3 separate regions of the Homo sapiens genome follow, and all the other regions are linked to region 1. The links are chromatin contacts, found by Hi-C or POLR2A ChIA-PET in ENCODE. All regions are on one chromosome and are shown on one strand. The core of a region is the stretch at or near the end of the contact, and the rest is flanking DNA. Distances in the headings are between cores, read along the strand shown. Region 1 holds the start of RALBP1 (ralA binding protein 1). Region 2 overlaps MTCL1 (microtubule crosslinking factor 1). Region 3 has its middle 190 kb from the start of NDUFV2.

Evidence for each region. A loop is a pair of places that touch in the nucleus more often than their neighbours do. ChIA-PET counts read pairs that join two places held with the same protein, here RNA polymerase II (POLR2A). Pooled maps may share reads with other maps.
Region 2: a loop to region 1 is called in a map of naive thymus-derived CD4-positive, alpha-beta T cell, with 10 times the contacts of the local background. The contact joins the enhancer-like site here to the promoter of RALBP1 in region 1. A Hi-C loop is called at or near these places in 1 of 168 maps with a recorded cell type or tissue (naive thymus-derived CD4-positive, alpha-beta T cell) and 4 of 50 pooled maps. POLR2A ChIA-PET finds 5 or more read pairs at or near these places in 1 of 52 experiments (WTC11).
Region 3: a loop to region 1 is called in a pooled map, with 5 times the contacts of the local background. The contact joins the enhancer-like site here to the promoter of RALBP1 in region 1. A Hi-C loop is called at or near these places in 4 of 50 pooled maps.

The regions. Positions count from the first base shown.
Region 1 is chr18:9,474,141-9,476,985 of GRCh38, reverse strand. It overlaps RALBP1 (ralA binding protein 1), which reads right to left and starts at 1,473. Exons shown (of 10, transcript NM_006788.4): 1 at 1,295-1,473. RefSeq lists enhancers at 843-902, 641-1,509 and a silencer at 1,133-1,542.
Region 2 is chr18:8,754,259-8,757,103 of GRCh38, reverse strand. All of the region lies in intron 3 of MTCL1 (microtubule crosslinking factor 1), which reads right to left. Among named protein-coding and RNA genes, the nearest start is that of GACAT2, 48 kb to the right of the region's middle. Within about 2 kb of position 1,348, at least 3 of the 41 ENCODE cell types and tissues checked have a DNase peak (open chromatin) inside an H3K27ac peak, as active enhancers do.
Region 3 is chr18:8,910,918-8,913,762 of GRCh38, reverse strand. No RefSeq gene overlaps it. Among named protein-coding and RNA genes, the nearest start is that of NDUFV2, 190 kb to the left of the region's middle. Within about 2 kb of position 1,347, at least 6 of the 41 ENCODE cell types and tissues checked have a DNase peak (open chromatin) inside an H3K27ac peak, as active enhancers do.

The DNA of each region.
Region 1 (2,845 bases), core at 224-2,723:
TGCCATTGCACTCCAACCTGGGCAACAAGAGCGAAACTCTGTCTCAAAAAATAAAAAACTAAAAAAAAAAAAAAAAAGCTACTGTTAACTAACCTACCCCACTTGGATCTACCAGATACTTTGAATGAGAGGTGGAAACCACTCTACTGACCTCCTTCCTACCCCTACTACCGCCACTCCAGCTTACAGTAATTATTTTCACAAAGACAGAAAGGAGTTATCAAATGACCACAATAACTCTAAAAACAGAAAGTGAGGTGATCTTTCTTATTCACAGTCCCACTTATTCATTTAGAAATGCTGAGCACCAAAACAAAACCTTATCACAAGTTCAGTATTTCGTTAATAACTGCCAAGTATAATGGAATACTCCCCAAAGTACTGCAGCATTAGAACATGACCACTCCACTAAATTAAAAATTCAGCGAAAGCTTTTCTAACAAGGCTGGATGGAGCACTAACTCAACGGCCAAACGGCTGCACTTCCTGTATATGCACGTTCAAAACACCTCGAATTAACATGCTAGGGACCTTGAAGAATTGTACTAGGCCTTGCTCAAGAGGAAGGCTTTGTAATACTGAATCCCAAAACTTGAAACAGCAGAATTACTTCAGGGAAGACGGAGGTGTTAAATATTCTGTAAAACCTGTTTCACTCTCACAACGATCAGTTTTAAAAAAAAGAGGGAGAACACTGACCTCATTAAGAGCATTCTGACAACACACATAGTTGAACATGAGTTGTGAAAAGAATTTTCAACTTCAGATCTGTCTGTCCATTCCCACTGAAACCTGAAGGAAGGATCGCAGCACCCAAAGGCGCCCACTGCTCAGTGCCAGCGGTGGGCGACACCAGGAGCCTGTCCTGGTCCCCTGGGTAAGCCCTGGAGCCTGGCCACTATGCCGGGCACGATCCACCAACCGTGAGGGCTGGGTCCCCTAGCCTCTGTCCAGGCGCCCCCCAAGAGCTTCCCCGAGGCCTGGGGACTCCTAACTCTCCACCCCCGGCCCCCGAGAGCACCACAAACGAGGACGCCACGAAGGGAGGCCCGTCGGCCAGTGGGAGGGACGCACGGCCAAGGGGGGCGAAAACTGGGGCGAAGCTTTCCGGGGAGGAACCCACGCCAGGGGCAGCCACGCCCCCCACCCCCAACTTCAAACCCGAGCGCTGCGAGCACCGAGCCCCACACGCTGCCTGACAGACGCGGGCGCGAGGCCGGCGCGGGAGAGGGTTCCTCGGGCACTCCAGGGGTATCGCCGCGACCCTAGCACGCGACCGCTCCCTGCGACTGACCTGTGCCTGCCGCCGCGCGACCGTCCGCCCCGCCGCAGCCTCCGCCTCCTCGCGCTCACGCTGCCGCCGCAGCCACCGGAGCCGCCTCCTGCGCTGCGCCCCAGGCCGGCCTCGGGCGCCCCATTCCCACCCCGCCCAGCCTCTGCCTGTTTACAATGATTGGGACGGAACGGGACGAGGCGGTCCAGCGCGCACGCGCATTCCCTCCTCCCGCCGCAGCCGGCTTCCCGGATCCTCCTCTCCGCTCAGACGGCTGAAGCCGTCAAGGGCAGGCGACCTGGGCTCTCGCGCGGGGCGCGCTGGGAGGCGTAGTTCCCAAGGCCCCGGCGTCCAGCCAGCCCGAAGGCCTCTCGCCAAGGAAGCAAACTACAACACCCAGGAGGCACCGCGCCCCCTTCGTCCCCAGGCTCGCTGAGGAGACTGAAGAAGAGCGCGAGAGAACGCGCCGAGGGCCAGTGCTCTGCAGGCGCCTGCGCAGTCGGTGGCCTTGCGGGTTTCGGGGACGGACGGCTTACCCCGGTGTGGTGCTGGCGAAGGTGGCTCGCGGGCATCTCCTGCAACGGCCTTGAGGATGGAAAGGGCTTTCCTCTCCACGCTCTGGCCAGCCTGCGCCTCAGCTCCCGAAGTTGAGAGCTTTCCTTGCGCCAGCGTGCTTTAGTCGTTCCAACCAGTTAAACCAGACTGGGGGCCGCCCGGCTGGCCGCTGGGTGGGGCGGCTGCCCCGCCTTCGACTGGGTGTGGGATTGGAGGAAAGAGCGCCGTGGGCCTGTAGGGATAGGCGGGAATAAACCTCTGTCGGGAACATCCACGGAATTCCTGAAGCGGGTGTGGGCTTCTGCAGGGCTTCAGCGCGCCCCCGGCTCAGCAGTTACCGAGCAGCCCCCGAGGAAAGCTGCCCAGTCCGTGTTTGGCTGGCAGTAGAGATAACTGAATTTCTTCGAGAAGCCTTTCACCCAGGCTTGTTGAGTTGCTCTGCTAATGCGTAGCGAAGGCTGGAAACGGCTTCAGCAGTCTTCGTGTTTTCTGAAATGTGGCAGTTTATTAGGGGAGAGGAGGGACTTGGAATAGACGACCCTACCTGTCACTCGCATTCCTACGTGCAGCACTCTGTGGCACTTCGTTGCCCGTTTAGATTGGCCGCTGCTATCCATCTTGCTCTCTGCTCCCACATCAGCTTTCCTCAAAGCGGGCGGTAAATTTGTCCCTAGTACTCTGCGCTCCCTACTCAGTAAAGTTCAACCCCTGGGGCCTTAGATTCATTCAGGGGCCTCCCACGAGTGGATACGGGATGGTCTGAGGTAGCCATTGGTCTTTGACTTTCGGAAAAGCCTTCTCATGGCTCCTCTCGCAGTAGAACAGTCTTCTCTGACCACTGGGTTGGGCAGGTGAGCATGGCAGTGACAATTCTCTGCCTGTGACAGCACTGATTCGGCCAAGGGGCAGGCACTGATCCACGCTGGGCCTTATGGAGGCCTTGCCTGAAGCTGCTATGTGGATGCAGGAGGGGAGCAGAGGGAGTTTTCTACTGAGGCAATTGCTGATGGACGTGTT
Region 2 (2,845 bases), core at 99-2,598, 720 kb after region 1:
TTATATGAAAATGACAGAATGCAGGTCAACATCTTCCTTGTGTCTGGGGTCCTCTTACCAGTCTTTGGGGACCCTACCTTGTAGCTCTCTGGCTGACAGTTCCACGGTGCTAATGCTGCTCCCCTCACTCATCACTAGGGTGTCTGCAGTGCCCTTTGCTTTGCAAGTGTCACATCCACCAGGGACTGGGGCCTTAGACAACGACAGCCACTAGGAGATAGAAATCCAGCTAACTTCACAGGGAAGGGCTCTAAGAGGAGACCTTGCCCACTAAATATATTCCTTGGGATTCACTGCAACTTCTTTGGGAATTCAGAGGCTTTTTGAAGCACCCTGCGGTTTGGCCACATCCCAGATGCTCAGAACTGACAATGGCTGGATTCTGGACCTCACTGCATAAAGAGATAAAAACACTCCTATTTTTCCTTTCTTCCTCACCTTTAAAGGCTCTAAATTTTTCTTTTCTCCAACAAGTTTGCCTCTCTCCTTCAACATTCCTGAAACTCCACCTAAGTGAGAATTTGGATCTCTTGCCTTTGAGATATATATACATATATATACACATATATACACACACATATATACACACATATATATACACACATATATACATATATACACACATATACACACATATACACATATATACACATATATACACATATATACATATATACACATATATACACATATACACACATATATACATATATACACATATATACATATATACACATATATACATATATACACATATATATACACACACATATATATACACACATACATACACACACACACTTCTTTTTCATGGCTAAGGCTGAAATCTCACACTGTTCTGTAGTGGAAATGTGACATGGGTTAGAAGTCACCGCATGGTCTGACGACCTCCAGAAAGGCCCTGACCTACAAGAGAGACCCCAGTATGAACGTGTTAAATCTTGTGCATGGTTATTCTTTATTTTTTTAGAGAGGGTCTTGCTCTGTCTCCCAGGCTGGAGTGCAGTGGTGCGATCTTGGCCCACTGTAGCCTCAAATTCCTGCACTCAAGAAATCCTCCCACCTCAGCCTCCTGAGTAGCTGGGATTACAGGTGTGCACCACCACACCTAAGTAATGTTTTTGTTTATAGAGACAAGGTTTTGCTATGGTGACCAGGCTGGTTTTGAACTCCTGGGCTCCAGTGATCTTCCTGCCTTGGCCTCCCAAAGTGCAGGGATTACAGGCATGAGCCACCATGCCTGGCTAATAATTCTTACTCTGAATACAGACCTAACAAAATAGATGAAAAGAATCACATCTGTGTCATGCTTCATAACTTACTGTATAACCTCCAAAACCACATCCTCCTCCGTGCCCCACTCCCTGTGAACATTCTGTTGACTTGATTGGACTATATTCTCTGAAAGAGGATGATAGTCTGTCTTTTAAAGGTGGTTTAGACTCTAAAAATAGTCATGATCTGCCACAAAATAGGTCAGGTTCTCCTGGGGCCACCCGAGAGATGTCCTGGAACTCAGAAGCTGCATGGCCTCAGGAAGGTTTTCTGGGACAGACCTGGTCCCAGGGAGAGTGAGGAGAAGCGTGTGAGATGTCCCTGAAGTGCTCCTGGGAGAAATGACAGCTGGCTTGGTTCATCAGCATTTCATAAAGAGTAACACTCACACACGCTGCAAGACTGGGGCCAAAGAACGACCTCGCCACCACCCAATCCCTTGTTAAACTCCAACCTGTTGAGGAGAAAATCAAGGACTAAACACGGTGCTTTGTGCTGATGTGGTCATTTTCATTTCAAACCAATCCCGGTTAAAACAACAAAAGCAACAAACGACATCCCAAATAGCACCTGCGACCTTGGCAGGAGAAGGCCTAGGTCCTGCCCCTCGTCCTGTCACGCGTGTGACCTTGGGCAAGTCCTTTGGTGGCGCTGAGCCACAGTCGTCCTATGCATTAAGAAGTTACCATTTAACTCAGAGTGGCAGCAAGAGCAGCCGTGGCACGGGGGCATTTGGTGCAACAGGCGGTGTTACTCAAATGTGCTGTGTCGCTAACATAGCCACTTTCACAAAAAAGTGACCGAAGCACTCCCAGATATTATCAGTGATTCAAGATAACCCCTGCAGGACCAAACGCACCAGGCTGCTCACATCAGGGGCTCTCTGATGCCACCAGGTAAAAAGGACCAGGGAGTCAGGGCAGAGCTGGAGACTCTCAGGTGTACTCCACCTGCAAGCTATGTTCTTCCCATCAAAAAGATTGAAGAGCTAAGCCCTCTTTCCACTAATACTTACTTCATACATCAGAGAGACAGGGACCAAGAAATGGAGAACAAGAGAGAATATAAAACAGAATTGGGAAGAAAAAGGCAACATTAGATAGCAGGCATTTTGCAGAACTGCACGCATCTATACTAAAGCTACTAGGAACCTGGGTGGCTATGGCTGCAAAAATACAAATTTAAAACTCTGCATCTATCATAAGATTCCATCAAAATCTTACAAAACGACTTGGTTCCCTTTTCTCTCTGACATTACTGGTATCTCATTACCAGGCACTTGATGGATTTACTTTGCTTGTTTCCTGTAATGCTGTCTCATCATTCTAACATGTTATAAAGCCAAGGGCAAGAACTGAACCCTTTACTTCTTCCATATTCCCAAAAGCTCCTGGTAGAGTATTATACACTTATACACATGGGGTTATTTTATAGATGCTTGCTTAAAAATAAAGGAGAGGCCAGGCGCGGTGGCTCACGCCTGTAATCCCAGCACTTTGGGAAGCCAAGGTGGGCAGATCGCTTGAGGCCAGGAGTTCGAGACCAGCCTGGGCAACACGGTGAAACCCCG
Region 3 (2,845 bases), core at 98-2,597, 560 kb after region 1:
TGTGGCGCCGGGCTATCTGCTTGTGGATTTCATTTCTGCCTTTTAGTCTTTACTTCTTCTTTCTTTGGAGGCAGAAATTGGGGATAAGACAATATGAGGGGTGGTCTCCTCCCTTATTCTGAGTAGCTGGGATTACAGGCATGCACCACCATGCCCAGCTAATTTTTGCATTTCTAGTAGAGACAGGGTTTCACTTAAAATTTTTAGTGTATAAATAGGAAGGCTGAGTGTGGTGGCTGATGCCTATAATCCTAGCATTTGGGGAGACCAAGGCTGGAGGATCTCTTGAAACCAAGAGTTCGAGACTACCCTAGGCAAAATAGCTGGAACTCATCTCAATAAAAAAATTTAGCTGGATGTAGTGGCTCACACCTGTAGTCCCAGCTACTAGGGAGGCTAAGGAAGGAAGATCACTTGAGCCCAGGAGTTCAAGGCTGCAATGAGCTACGATTGTGGCACTGCATTCTAGTCTGGGAAACAGAACGAGACCTTAACTCTTAAAAAATAAAAAAAAAGAATGGGGAAAGTTGAACTTCTAAAAATAACCCCATATGGATATACTTGTCAGATCTGCTAAGTATTTCTACTCATAAGGGCGTAACTATCCTTTTTCTCACTCATACATATATTTAAACACTAAATTAGTCAATGCTACTAGGCCTGCCTTTTATTTCCCAGAATAGTGTTTGTTTGGAGAAAATCTAGAGGTATCTGACTTTTACAATAAAATGCAAAAACAAAGCATTCTTAAGCCACTCAGTGTTTTAAAAAAGAATGAAACAACCAAACACAACTGTGGTCTTTGGCTAACTTTCTAGAGAGAAGAAAACAAGCCATCTGCCGGTAACAGGCGGCTCTGGGGATGGCTGATCACAGGGCCGAATGAAATATTCGTAGTAATTAGTGGCAGCACCAAAATAGAAACTTCAGCAGTGCTTTTCCTGTTGTTATGGTGACAGCCCCCCAACAGCCCACCTCCCCGCAAAGACCCTGGCTTGGTGCATTCTGTGGCCTTCCATCTGGTGCCCTCCCATTGAATGCAGAGAAACTAAACTGACTGCTCATTTGTCCCCTCGAGGTTGTGTGTGTGTGCCGGGCTGCCAGGAGGAGGAGGGCGTGGACTGGAAGATTCCACAGGGCTGGGCCAAGGCTGTCCCCTGTGCTCAGCCAGAGCGACAGGAGAGCAGCTGATAGCCCAGGCTGCCAGACAGGTGCTGTCAAGGGGCCGAAAACTCACTGATGTCAGGAGACGGCACCCGGGTAATGATGAATGAGGCCTGGCCTGTGACAAACAGGCTCTTAACCTGCCGGTGTGGCAGGAGGAAGTGCTCCCTAGGGCTTCAAGTTACCTGAACAGCCCACACATTTGTCCCCTCTTGTTGAGCAATTTCCGTAGGTCCTTCAGAAGTTGTTAGGTGTCAACATTCTTGTTGCTCTGCTAAAAATCTAAGAATTTGGCCAAAAAGTCTGGTTTGCTCCTGCTCAAAGATTGAAGAAATAGAAATTGGGCTGCTTATTTTCCTTAGTCTTATTCATTTTGGAGCTCAATGTTTAAAACATTGATTTGAGCATCAATATTACATGCTGTTGTCAATGCCGTCTCTCTGGAGTCCCCAGGGACTGCAAATTGAGGAAACTGTTTAGGACGTAGCTTCTCTGTCAAGGCACCAGGAAGTATGGAGGTGGCACAAAAAAGTGCTTTGGAAAAAACGTGAGCTGCACTTAGGAAAAGGGTTTGATTTGCCATGGCATAAGTCTAAGTTTTTGGATATTTTATTCCCTTAATAAATCTTTCTTATATTTTGCTACCCTGTGGTCTGGAGTATTTGTGTAATGGATAGAGTTGATATAATTTGTCTGCTGCCCAGTGAGGCGATCTCATGACATTTCTGGGTAAAGGCTGCTGACAGGAAACACACATTTTCTTCTTTTTTTTTTTTTCTAGAGACAAGGTCTCATCCTGTCACCTAGCCTGGAGTGCAGTCATACAATCACAGCCTACTGCAGCCTCAAACTGAAGGGCCTAAGTGATCCTCCTACCTCCGCCTCCTAAGTAGCTGGGATTTCAGGTGTACACCATCACACCTGGCTAATGCTTTATTTTAATTAATTTTTGTAGAGCTGGGGTCTGGCTATGTTGCCCAGGCTGGTCTCAAACTCCTGGCCTCAAACAATCCTCCCACCTTGGCCTCCAAAACTGCTGGGATTACAAGCATGAGCCATTGTGCCTGGCCTTAGGAATATAGGCTTTCAAGTCACACCAGTCCCTATTTATATAAACCACAGCCTCAGGGTTTGCAAAGTAGGTGGCTGTCAGTTTTTCTTTCCCAGAGCCTACCTGGGGGTTGATAATCTGCACATAGGCTGGACACAGTCCTGTGAAACAGAATCATTTTGGGTAGCAATTTACTGGATTATAGACTGTTAGAGCTGGATGCTCTCAGGGGTTATCAAGTCACATTTGTCAGAAAAGCAAATGGGTCAGTGAACTGCTGCTTACAGGCAGAGCAGGGCTTGGGGTCCTAGCACCTCCCTCCATCCCAAAGCCCTCTATAGTCTAATTTAATTAGAGATGTTTGCACATGTGTAGTGTATGTGTGGAGGGGTGGAGGGTAGGTGTGTCGGGTGGACTAAAAAGAAAATAGATGTGGCAAATTCTGGTCTAGTAGGAAAGATGAGACACAGGAATATGTCCCAGCTGGAGAGTATTCTAAGGCTGATGAGAAGCACATGTGGTGTCATGTGGCCCTCTCCTTGGTGGGTCCCCTGTATCATGCTGAAGAAAAATAGTAACAGCCATAGGTTCTTAGTTGGAACAGACTTCAATTACAAAAGACAGAGTAAC